Linked DNA regions of Homo sapiens: regions 1, 2 and 4 are each linked to region 3. The links are chromatin contacts, found by Hi-C or POLR2A ChIA-PET in ENCODE. All regions are on one chromosome and are shown on one strand. Each heading gives the region's core, a stretch centred on a gene start or an enhancer-like site at or near the end of the contact. The rest is flanking DNA. Distances are from core to core; before and after follow the strand shown.

What was found. A loop is a pair of places that touch in the nucleus more often than their neighbours do. ChIA-PET counts read pairs that join two places held with the same protein, here RNA polymerase II (POLR2A). Pooled maps may share reads with other maps.
Region 1: a loop to region 3 is called in a pooled map, with 6 times the contacts of the local background. The contact joins the promoter of ZNF714 here to the promoter of ZNF93 in region 3. A Hi-C loop is called at or near these places in 4 of 50 pooled maps. POLR2A ChIA-PET finds 5 or more read pairs at or near these places in 2 of 52 experiments (A673 and AG04450).
Region 2: a loop to region 3 is called in a pooled map, with 4 times the contacts of the local background. The contact joins the promoter of ZNF493 here to the promoter of ZNF93 in region 3. A Hi-C loop is called at or near these places in 6 of 50 pooled maps. POLR2A ChIA-PET finds 5 or more read pairs at or near these places in 2 of 52 experiments (AG04450 and naive thymus-derived CD4-positive, alpha-beta T cell).
Region 4: a loop to region 3 is called in a pooled map, with 12 times the contacts of the local background. The contact joins the promoter of ZNF431 here to the promoter of ZNF93 in region 3. A Hi-C loop is called at or near these places in 6 of 50 pooled maps. POLR2A ChIA-PET finds 5 or more read pairs at or near these places in 2 of 52 experiments (AG04450 and Caco-2).

Annotation. Positions count from the first base shown.
Region 1 is chr19:21,080,755-21,083,690 of GRCh38, forward strand. ZNF714 (zinc finger protein 714) reads left to right here and starts at 1,449. Exons shown (of 5, transcript NM_182515.4): 1 at 1,449-1,594. RefSeq lists an enhancer at 1,788-1,937.
Region 2 is chr19:21,395,823-21,398,546 of GRCh38, forward strand. ZNF493 (zinc finger protein 493) reads left to right here and starts at 1,311. Exons shown (of 4, transcript NM_001076678.3): 1 at 1,311-1,445. The coding sequence starts at 1,416. RefSeq lists a silencer at 1,350-1,588.
Region 3 is chr19:19,899,588-19,902,287 of GRCh38, forward strand. ZNF93 (zinc finger protein 93) reads left to right here and starts at 1,359. Exons shown (of 4, transcript NM_031218.4): 1 at 1,359-1,504. The coding sequence starts at 1,502. RefSeq lists enhancers at 1,329-1,928, 1,463-2,012, 2,561-2,700.
Region 4 is chr19:21,140,722-21,143,703 of GRCh38, forward strand. It overlaps ZNF431 (zinc finger protein 431), which reads left to right and starts at 1,319. Exons shown (of 5, transcript NM_133473.4): 1 at 1,319-1,465; 2 at 2,830-2,922. The coding sequence starts at 1,463. RefSeq lists enhancers at 1,345-1,824, 2,606-2,982.

The sequences.
Region 1 (2,936 bases), core at 199-2,698, 1.2 Mb after region 3:
AACTGAAGGGTACAATTTAGTCAGATACTTTGGTGCTATGCAAATACAATGCTTATTTTTTAAGTGTTATTTACAATTTTTACACTCCTCAGTTAACCTTGGATACAATAATAACTGGTGGTTTTGTGATGGTTTCTTTAGCATTTTATCTATGTTGATTAGTATTTGGAATTCTGTAAAAAAAAATTTCCCTATCCTTTTTTCTTTTTTATTTATTTAAAGTTTTTTGTGTATCAGTGTAAATGCATGGGTATTTATTTATTTGACTTGATTTATTTTATAGGTCAGTGCTCTAATTATTCATTTGGATGCTAACATTGTTCCAGGATGGACCATTGGGAGTTCTTTCAGGCTGGCTCCCTTTGACATGTTCCCATCATTTTTTAAAATTAAAAAAAAAGAAAGAAAAAACATTTTGAGGCTGGGTGCGGTGGCTCACGCCTGTAATCCCAACACTTTGGGAGGCCAAAGCGGGCAGATCACCTGAGGTCAGGAGTTCAGGACCAGCCTGGCCAACATGGTGAAACCCCGTGTCTACTAAAAATACAAAAAATTAGCCGAGCATGGTGGCGCGCGCCTGTGATCTCATCCAGCAGTGCTTTACTTGTAATTATTTTATTCCTGCTGCCGTCTCCTCTTTCTTTGGCCACTATCTGTTCCACCCCCGGAACGGAAGAGAGATGTTGGTAGGGAGAGGCTCTTCCTTCACCTCTGGCAGAAAAGGTTTGCTTGGGCCCTTCACACCGCTGACATCAGAGCTGCACTTCAATGTGGCAGTTATTGGCCATGTGTGGCGCCTGGTCTGAAGTGCGATGCTAGAAAGGTAAAATACAGAGTTAGTTTCAAAGATTTAGTTCCAAATATTTATATACTTTATTAATAATTACATATTTCTCACACATTAAAATGAAAATTTTTTTGATATATTGGGTTAATTAAATTGTTACAATCAATTCAACCTGTTCTTGTTTCTTTTTCAAGTTTGGCTACTAGAAAACTTAAAATTCACATATGGCTCACATTTTATTTCAGAGGATTACCTCCTTTCTAAAATCTCAGCCTGCCTGCTCAAAGACCAGAAAGAAGCCAGGAAGGTCATAAAATCTGAAATTTTAAAATAATTGTTATTATAAAATTATATTTTTTCCTTTGTGAAGAGCCATATATTATTTATAAATGCATATGACTTTACACACAAGTTTAAAGGCAAATTCCCTCTGGGGTGGGCCTGGCTCAGCTCTGGGAGGAAGCCCTGCCTGAGAAGGCTGCAGCCTAGGCTGTCACCCTTTCTTCACTCAGCCCAGCAACTGATCACATCTTCTGTCACTCAGGGCACGAGAAGGTGGGGTTTTAAAAGTTATCCAATCAGCGACGCTGGGTTGGGAACCGTCCAATCAGGCCTGCAGCTGGAGCGGACAGGACGGCTTCGGGGATGTGGCGGGGCCTTTGTCTCTCGCTGCAGCTGGAGCTGCAGGTCTCGCCTTCACTGCCCTGTGTCCTCTGCTCGCAGAGGCCCAGCCTCTGTGGCCCTGTGACCTGCAGGTATTGAGAGATCCACAGCTAAGACGCCAGGTACCCCGGAAGCCTAGAAATGGTGAGAGTGCCGGGTCCGACATCCCGAGAGAGGGGAAGGGGCGGGTTGTAAGCGGTGGGAAGTGGCTGTGGTGGGACTTAGGCCTCCCCGCAGTCAACTCTACAATCTGCGCCCGGAGTTCTCCTTGCTCAGCTCGGCCTCAGTCCCCTTCAGCCATAAGATGGCGGCTGCGCTGACTGCGGGATCCCGGGCGTCCTGTCTTTTCCCTGCGCAGTGACTGGGCCCTGACCTGGAGTCCTCTCAGGGCAGCTCTGGACCCTCAGCGGCGCGTCTCTCCCGGATTGTGCAGGGACCACTGGAGGGTCCCAGGGGTAGAATCCTGACTCGGGGTGCGGGTTTATGAATGGGTCCGTGGGGTTCCAGTTCCTCTTCTGTTGAAAATGTATGGGAGTCACCGTTAAAACACTAAAGCATTTAATCAAAGCGTGATTCAAAAATTGTGGAGCACCCAGCTGTGGTTTGTAATTTATGGTTTATGGGCGGGGCTTGAAGTAAAGACTTTTATAAACAGCATGATGAAGAAAACCAAATTCAGTAATTGGTTAGGTTCAGATACATAGTTTCTTAATTTGTAAAATAAAGGTGAAAATTTCCTGGTTATGTAATTAGATGTTAATTGGCAGTTTATAGTTGGTTAAGGATGAATTTTGTTTCTCTCAATGTAGTAATTTACTAAAAATGCACCTCAGTTAGATTTTTTTTTTTTAAGATGGAGTTTCGCTCTTGTTGCCCAGGCTGGAGTGCAATGGGGCGATCTTGTCTCACCGTAACCTCTGCCTCCCGGGTTCAAGCGATCCAATGCTTCAGCCTCCCAGGTAGCTGGGATTACAGGCATGCGCCACCACGCCCGTCTAATTTTGTGGTTTTAGTAGAGACGGGTTTCTGCATGTTGGTCAGGCTGGTCTCGAACTCCCGACCTCAGGTGATCTGCCCTCCACGGCCTCCCCAAAGTGCTGGGATTACAGGCGTGAGCCACCGCGCCCAGCCAGATTTTTTTAAAAGTAGGAATCCAGGGACTAGAGACACCTCAGTCTAATTTCCCGCCGCTTAATTATTTTCACACTCCATGGGGAACTGATTTTCTGGTGCATTTTTCAACTGTGTCCCAAGCACTGTCTTAAATCTAACCTCCCGTCCCCCATATCTCCAGCCTCACTCTGGCTTGCAGTAAGATATTAAATTTCCAGTTCCTCCTGGCATTCCCTAATGCCAGCTTTTCCTCCCTAATTCACGTTATCACCTGTTTGTCTTTTAGTGTACTTTTGTATACCATATTTTAATTAATTATTTTTTGACAAAGCTTTAAATGACGCTTTTTAAAAGGTTTGTTACCTGTTTGTAA
Region 2 (2,724 bases), core at 61-2,560, 1.5 Mb after region 3:
TACATATTGCTCACATATTACAATGATAATATTTTGGATATATTGGGTTAATTAAATTGTTACAATGAATTTCACCTGTTTCTTCTCCTTCTTTTTAAAATTTTTTTATTTTTGAGATGGAGTCTTGCTCTGTTTCCCAGACTGGAGTGCAATGGCGTGATCTTGGCTCACCTCAACCTCTGCCTCCTGGGTTTAAGTGATTCTCCTGCCTCAGCCTCTCTATTAGCTGGGATTACAGGCACCTGCCATCATACCCAGATAATTTTTGTATTTTTGTAGAGACGGGGTTTCACCATGTTGGCTAGGCTGGTCTTGCACTCCTGACCTCGGGTGATCCGCCTGCCTCGGCCTCCCCAAGTGCTGAGATAACAGGCATGGGACACTACACCCGGCTTTCTTTTCTTTCACTTTTATTTTCTTTCTTCTCTTCTCTTCACTTTTCTTTCTTCTTTTTCCTTCCTTCCTTTTCCTTCCTTCCCTCTTTCCTTCTCTCTCTCTCTCTTTCACTCTTTCTTTCTCTCTCTCTCTTTCTCTCTTCTTTTTTTTTCTTGAGATGGAGTTTCACTCTTGTTGACCAGGCTGGAGTGTGCAGTGGGGCGATCTCGGCTCACTGCAACCTCTGCCTCCCTCCACCTCCCGGGTTCAAGCGATTATTTTGCCTCAGCCTCCCGAGTAGCTGGGATAACAGGCGCCCACCACCACGCCTGGTTATTTTTTCTTATTTTTAGTAGGGACGGGGTTTCATCATGTTGGCCAGGCTGGTCTCAAACTCCTGACCTCAGGCGATCCACCCGCCTCGGCCTCCCAAAGTGCTGGGATTACAGGCGTGAGCCACTGCGCCCGGCCCTTCTTTATTTTTAAAGTCTGGCTACTAGAAAATTTAAAATTCACATGTGGCTCACATCTTATTTCATAAGATTGGCTCCTTTTAAAAATCTCAGGCTGCTAGTTCAAAGGACTAGGAGCCAGGAAGGTCATAAAAGCTGAAATTTTAAAATAATTATTTTTTTAAATTTGTGAATAGCCATATATTATTTATAAGTGCTTATGACCTTATACACAAGGTTAAGGGAAAATACCCTCTAAGGTGTGCCTGGCTCAGCTCAGGGAGGAAGCCCTGCCTGAAAAGGCTGCAGCCTAGGCTATCACTCTTTCTTCACTCCGCCCAGCATTTGGTCATATCTTCTGTCACTCAGGGCCTGAAGGGGCGGGCCCTTAAACCGTATCCAATCAGACACGCAGAACTGGGAACCGTCCAATTAGGCACACATTTGGAGCGGCGAGGACGGCTTCCGGGATGTGGCTGGGCCATTGTTTCTCTCTGCTGCCGGAGCTCCAGGTCTACCCTTCACTGCTCTGTGTCCTCAGCGTGTGTGGCTTCGTGACCTGAAGATACTGGGAAATCCATAGCTAAGATGCCAGGACCCCCTGAAAGCCTAGACATGGTGAGAGTGCTGGGTCCGACATCACGAGAGAGGGGAAGGAGTTGCTCGGAACCGGTGGGAAGTGGCTGTGGCGGGACTCAGGCCTCCCCGCAGTCAGCTCCACAATCTGCTCCCTGAGTTCTCCTTGCCCAGCTCGGCCTCAGTCTCCTTCAGCCGTAAGTTGGCGGCTGCGCCAACAGCCGGGGCCCCGGGCGTCCTGTCTCTTCCCTGCACTGTGACTGTGCCCTGCCTGGAGTCCTCTCTGGCAGTTCTGCACCCGCAGCGCCGCGTCTTTCTCAGATTGTGCGGGGACCACGGGAGGGTCATCAGGGGAGAATCCTGACTTGGGGTGCGGGTTCATGAATGGGAAGAGCTTTGGTCCGTGGGGTTCCCAGTTGCTATTTTCTCCTATTAAAAATTTATGGGCGTCACTGCAAAAATATTAAAGAATGTAATCAAAGAGTGGTTCTAGAATTGTAGAGCACCCAGCTATGGTTTGTAGTTTGTGGTCTGTGGGAGAGGCTTGAAGGAAAGTCTTTTATAAAATGCATGATGAAGAAACCAAATTTACTAATTGGTTAGGTACAGTTACATGGTTTCTTAATATGTGCGTTAAAGGTGAAAATTTCCTGGTTATGTAATCAGAGCTTAATTGGCAGTTTACAGTTGCTGAAGCCTGAATTTTGTTTCTCTGAATGTAGTAATTAAAAATAATGCACCTGAGTTAGATTTTTTTTTTAAAGTAAGAATTCAGGGACTAGAAATACCTCAGTCTAATTGCCTGCCACTTAATTATTTTCACACTCCACAGGGAACTGATTTTCTGCTGTATTTTTCACCTGTGTCCCAAGCAGAGTCTTGGAACCAATCCCCCATTTCTCCGGCCTCACTCTGGCTTGCAGTAAGATAATTTCCAGTTTCCTCTGACGTTCCTAAATGCCACCTTTTCCTCCCTAATTCACATTATCGCCTATTTGTCTTTTACTGTACTTTTTTATACCATATTTTAATTATTTTTTTGGCAAAGCATTAAATGGTTAAATGGTGCATTTAAAGAGATTTGTTATCTGTTTGTAAATATTTCCCATGAAAAGAAGGCAAATAATAATACCCTGACACTGCATTGTAGTAAATCTCTGTCTCTTTTGCTTTCATCTTGTCTAGGCACAGAGATGTTACCAGAATGTTTTTGGGTCGAAGTTCTCCTTTGGAAAATCTATGGGGTGATGTGTCCTCAGCCACCCTTTGGTTTTTTCCTGGTCATGGGTTTCAGTACTATCTGGGGATAAACCAAGATAAC
Region 3 (2,700 bases), core at 109-2,608:
AGCCTCAATTCTTACTTCTCTTATAGTTGTAATAGGTGTACTAATTCTTGTTGGGTGTTGTGTCATACCATGCATCTGTGGGCTAGTACAAAGACTTATAAAAACGACACTTACGAAAACCTCCCTTAGTTCTCCTCCACCTTATTCAGATAAACTTTTCCTTTTAAAAGATCAAGTCAAACAACAAAGTAAAGGTATGTTTAAAAAGTTTTAAAAAGCGTGTGGTCGCAGTGGCTCACGCCTGTAATCCCAGCACTTTGAGAGGCTGATGCGGGCGGATCACCCGAGGTCAGAAGTTAGAGACCAGCCTGACCAATATGAAGAAGCCCCATCTATACTAAAGACACAAAATTAGCTGGTCGTGGTGGCACATGCCTGTACTCCCAGCTACTCGGGAGGCTGAGGCAGGAGAATTGCTTGAACCTGGGAGGCAAATGTTGTAGTGAGCCAAAATCGTGCCATTGCACTCCAGCCTAGGCAGCAAGAGCAAAAACTCCATCTCAAAAAAAAAGGTTTTTTTTTAATTATAAAAATTAAAAGGGGGAAATTGTAAAATACAATAAAATTCCTCTTCAAAGGTTTAGTCTTAACTTTCTTGTTCTTTGTTCTCAAACTCAACTTGCTTGTTCTCCATGCCTCCTTGCCCCTAGTTACTGTAACAACCTTCCTTCCCAACAGCTCTAATCAATAATTCACATCTGTTCCCTTGATTACTCACTCTGCAGCCTTCCCACCCTTCAAAACCACACGTCCCACCACTGTGACTTATACATGCCCCTTCCCTTCCTTATTTGGAAAAATATTTACAAATAGCCAATCGGGTCAGTTTAGATTGTGGGGTCCGACCCTAGCCCATGGGGGAGTAACACAGAGGAAGAGACTTTACGTTAAAAATAAAAACCCCTTCCCTCCTTTGTTCAGGGTGCTCTTGCGATCGTGATTAATGCAAACAAAAACCTTTTGCAGAAGTAAATTGCCTTACTAAAAAAACTTTTGCCTGAGTACTGGTTTCACTTTGCGACACCAAACACTTTACTTCCAACGGTATTATTAATATGACAACGAAATACTTCTGTTCACCTTTTCAATACATTCAAAAAGAGAGAGTAAAAAAGAGAATGTTCCCATGCTCTGGGGTGGACGTGGCTCAGCTCAGAGAGGAAGCCCTGGCTGAAAAGGCTGCAGCTTAGGCTGTTACTCTTCTTCACTCAGCCCAGCATGTGATCACATCTTCTGTCACTCAGGTCCTGAGGGGGCGGGACCTTAAGAATTATCCAATCAGGGACGCTGGGCTGGAAACGTCCAATCAGGCAAGCAGCCGGACCGAACAGGGCGGCTTCTGGTTTGGCGGGTCCTTTGTCTCTCGGTGCAGCCGGAGCTCCAGGTCTCCTCTTCACTACTCTGTGTCCTGTGCTCCTACAGGCCCAGCCTCTGTGGCCCTGTGACCTGCAGGTATTGGGAGATCCACAGCTAAGACACCAGGACCCCTGGAAGCCTAGAAATGGTGAGAGTGCCGGTCCGACATCCCAAGCGACGGGGAGGGGCTGGTTGGAACCGGTGGAAAGTGACGGTGGCGGGACTCAGGTATCCCCTTAGTCAGCTCCACAATCTGCGCCGGAGTTCTTGCCCAGCTCGGCCTCGGTTCCCTTCAGCCATAAGATGGCGGCTGCGCTTATAGCGCAGCCCCCAGGCGTCCTGTCTCTTCACTGTGCGGTGACTGTGCCCTGGCTTGGAGCCCTCGCTGGGCAGCTGCGCACCCGCAGAGCCGCTTCTCTCCCAGATTGTGCAGAGACCACGGGAGAGTCGTCAGGGGAGAATCCTGACTCGGAGTGCGGGTTCACGAATGGGAAGAGCTTTAGTGGGTTGGGTTCACAGTTTCTCTTTTCTCCTATTAAAAATTTATGGGGCTGGGCAAGGTGGCTCACTCCTGTAATCGCAGCAGTTTGGGAGGCCGAGGCGGGCGGATCACTTGAGGAGTTGTTAGGGCAGCTAAGTTCCTCTTCAGAGACTCAACTTCCTGGTCATAAGTTGTAAAAATTGTAAATCAACCCTACCCCTTCTTTTTCCCCATTCTCCTTTTCTCAAAACATCGCGCGTTTACCCTATATGGAAAAAGTTTGTGTCTAGCCCAACCAGGATCAGCTTAGATTGTGCGGTGGGACCTCAGCCAATATGGGAAGGACACAAAAACCGGAACTGCGTTAGGGTTAAATCCCCTTCCTGGCCCAGCGCGGTGGCTGATGCCTGTAATCCCAGCACTTTGTGAGGCCGTGGCGGGTGGATCACAAGGTCAGGAGTTCTAGGCCAGCCTGGCCAACATAGTGAAACCCCGTCTCTACTAAAAATACAAAAATTAGCCGGGATTGGTGGCAGGCGTCTGTAATCCCAGCTACTTGGGAGGCTGACGCACGAGAATTGCTTGAACCTGGGAGGCGAGGTGCAGTGAGCCGAGAGCTTGCCATTGTACTCCAGCCTTGGTGACAAAGTGAGACTCCGTCTTAAAAAAAAAATAGACATCTTAAAATTTCCTTCCCTTATGTAAATACTGTGTTTGAGTAATTTCACGGATTTTTCAAACACTGAGTTTCAAAAACCAAGTGAATAACTCTGACATGACAAAGCTTGAGCCTAGTGACTCCAAGCTAAGGCTAATATTAAGCCTAAAACAGAAGGTTTTTTTTTTGGACAGAGTTTTGCGTT
Region 4 (2,982 bases), core at 69-2,568, 1.2 Mb after region 3:
AGTTTTGGACGATTTGTTATGCTACAATAGCTAACTAATACATGCACCCCGTGCAGATAGGACACCAGGATTCTATGACAGGTTGATTACTAGTTACCTTCTAACAGTGGGCACCCTATAGGTACTGATTTTTTCCCCTGATTTAAAGTTGGGTGACTTGTAAGAGAATGTTGAGTAATGCAGAAATACACGTAGACATGTATGCATGTGATTGGTGCTTATACCCACACAGTCCCACACACCACAGGAGAAAACAGATAACTACGGCCTGACCATTAGGGCCAAGGCCAATAGCAAAATAAGTTTTGCCTTTAATCTGTTTTCTCCATATCTAAACATTTGAGGTCAAGAGTGTGGACAGATCTGAAGACACAGAGTTTTATTATCCTGTGGCCCCAACATTCTTTCTTCACTGTCTGATCTCTGGAAGAAAATGGGCAACAGGTGGCTATCAGTGGTCTCCTTGTGGTTATTTTGTTCTTGCTGCCCTCTGCTCTTTCTATGGCCACTATCTGTTCCACCCTCAGAACTGAAGGGAGATGTTGGTAGGGAGAGGCTTTTCCTTCACCTCTGGCAGAAAAGGTTTGCTGGGGCCCTTCACCTCCCGACATCAGAGCTGCACTTCAATGTGGAAGCTTTGGTCATGTGTGGCTCCTGAGTGCCTGGAATGTTCCTGGTCTGAACTGCGATGTGCTAGAAAGGTAAAATACAGAGTTAGTTTCAAAGATTTAGTTTCAAATATTTATATACTTTATTAATAATCACATATTTCTCACACATTAAAATGAAAATTTTTTGATATATTGGGTTAATTAAATTGTTACAATCAATTCAACCTGTTACTTTTTTTTTTTAAGTTTGGTTACTAGAAAATTTAAAATTTACATATGGCTCACATTTTATTTCAGAAAATTACCTCCGTTCTAAAATTTCAGACGGCCTGCTGAAAGACCAGAAGCCGGGAAGGTCATAAAATCCGAAATTTTAAAATAATTGTTATTATATTCTTTTCATTTGTGAATAGGCATACAGTATGTTATTTATAAATGCATGTGACTTTACACACAAGGTTAAATACAAATTCCCTCTGGGGTGGGCCTGGCTAAGCTCTGGGAGGAAGCCCTGCCTGAAAAGACGGCAGCCTAAGCTGTCACTCTTTCTTCACTCAGCCCAGCATCTGTTCGCATCTTCTGTCACTCAGGGCCTGAGAAGGTGGGGTTTTAAACGTTATCCAATCAGCGACGCTAGGCTGGGAACCGTCCAATCAGGCACGCAGCTGGAGCGGACAGGACGGCTTCCGGGATGTGGCGGGGCCTTTGTCTCTCGCCGCAGCCTGAGCTCCAGGTCTCCCCTTCGCTGCTCTGTGTCCTCTGCTCCTAGAGGCCCAACATCTGTGGCCCTGTGACCTGCAGGTATTGGGAGACCCACAGCTAAGACACCGGGACCCCCTGAAAGCCTAGAAATGGTGAGAGTGCCGGGTCGGACATCCCGAGAGAGGGGAAGGGCTGGTTGTAACCGGTGGGAAGTGGCTGTGGCGGGACTCAGGCCTCCCCGCAGTCAGCTCCACAGTCTGCGCCCCGAGTTCTCCTTGCCCAGCTCGGCCTCAGTCCCCTCCAGCCATAAGATGGCGGCTGTGCTGACAGTCGGGACCCCAGGCGTCCTGTCTCTTCACTGCACAGTGACTGTGCCCTGGCCTGGAGCCCTCTCTGGGCAGCTCTGCACCCGCAGCACCGCGTCTTTCCCAGATTGTGCAGGGACCACGGGAGGGTCTTCAGGGGACAGTTCTGACTCGGGGTGCGGGTTCATGAATGGGAAGAGCTTTGTTCCGTGGAGTTCCCAGTTCCTCTTGTCTTCTGTTAAAAATATATGGGAGTCACTATAAAAACATTAAATAATTTAATCAAAGAGTGATTCAAAAATTGTGGAGCACCCAGCTGTGGTTTGTAATTTGTGCTTCATGGGCGGGACTTGAAGAAAAGACTTTTATAAAAAGCATGATGAAGAAAACCAAATTCAGTAATTGGTTAGGTAGAGTTACATAGTTTCTTAATTTGTACAATAAAGGTGAAAATTTCCTGATTATGTAATCAGAGGTTAATTGGCAGTTTATAGTTGGTTAGGGCTGAGTTTTGTTTCTCTCAATGTAGTAATTTACTGAAAAATGTACGTCAGTTAGATTTTTTTAAAGTAGGAACCCAGGGACTAAAGACACCTCCGTCTAATTGCCTGCCTTTTAATTATTTTCACAGTCCATGGGGAGCTGATTTTCCGCTGCATTTTTCACCTGTGTCCCAAGCAGGGTCTTAAGTCTAACCCCCATTCCTCATTTCTCCAGCCTCCCTCTGGCTTGCAGTAAGATACTAAATTTCCAGTTCCTTCTGGTGTTTCCAAATGCCAGCTTTTCCTCCCTAATTCACGTTATCGCCTATTTGTCTTTTAGTGTACTTTTCTATACCGTATTTTAATTATTTTTTGACAAAGCATTAAATGACGCTTTTCAAAAAGTTTTTTAAAAGATTTTTTAAAAAAAATATCTGTAAATATTTCCCATGAGAAGAAAGCAAAGAATAATCCCCTGATACTGTATTGTTAAAACTCTCTGTGCCTTTTCTCCTTGTATCTTCTCTAGGCACAGAGATCTTGTCAGAATGTTTTTCGGTCAAGGTTTTCCTTTGGAAACTTTATGGGGTGATGTGTCCTCAGCCACCTTTTAGTTTTTTTCTGGTCGTGGGTTTCAGTGCTGTCTGGGGATGAACTAAGATATCCACCGTGGTTATGTCAGCTAAAGTGCCTAGTGAATATCAGCTTCTGGTTTATTTTCTTCCATAGGACGACTTGAAATATGGAGTGTATCCTCTCAAGGAAGCAAGTGGATGCCCTGGGGCTGAGAGGAATCTTCTAGTTTACTCTTATTTTGAAAAGGTAACCTCTTGAGACATTAAAATTGTCTACGCCCAACCCAGCTTTCATTTCTTGGGGACA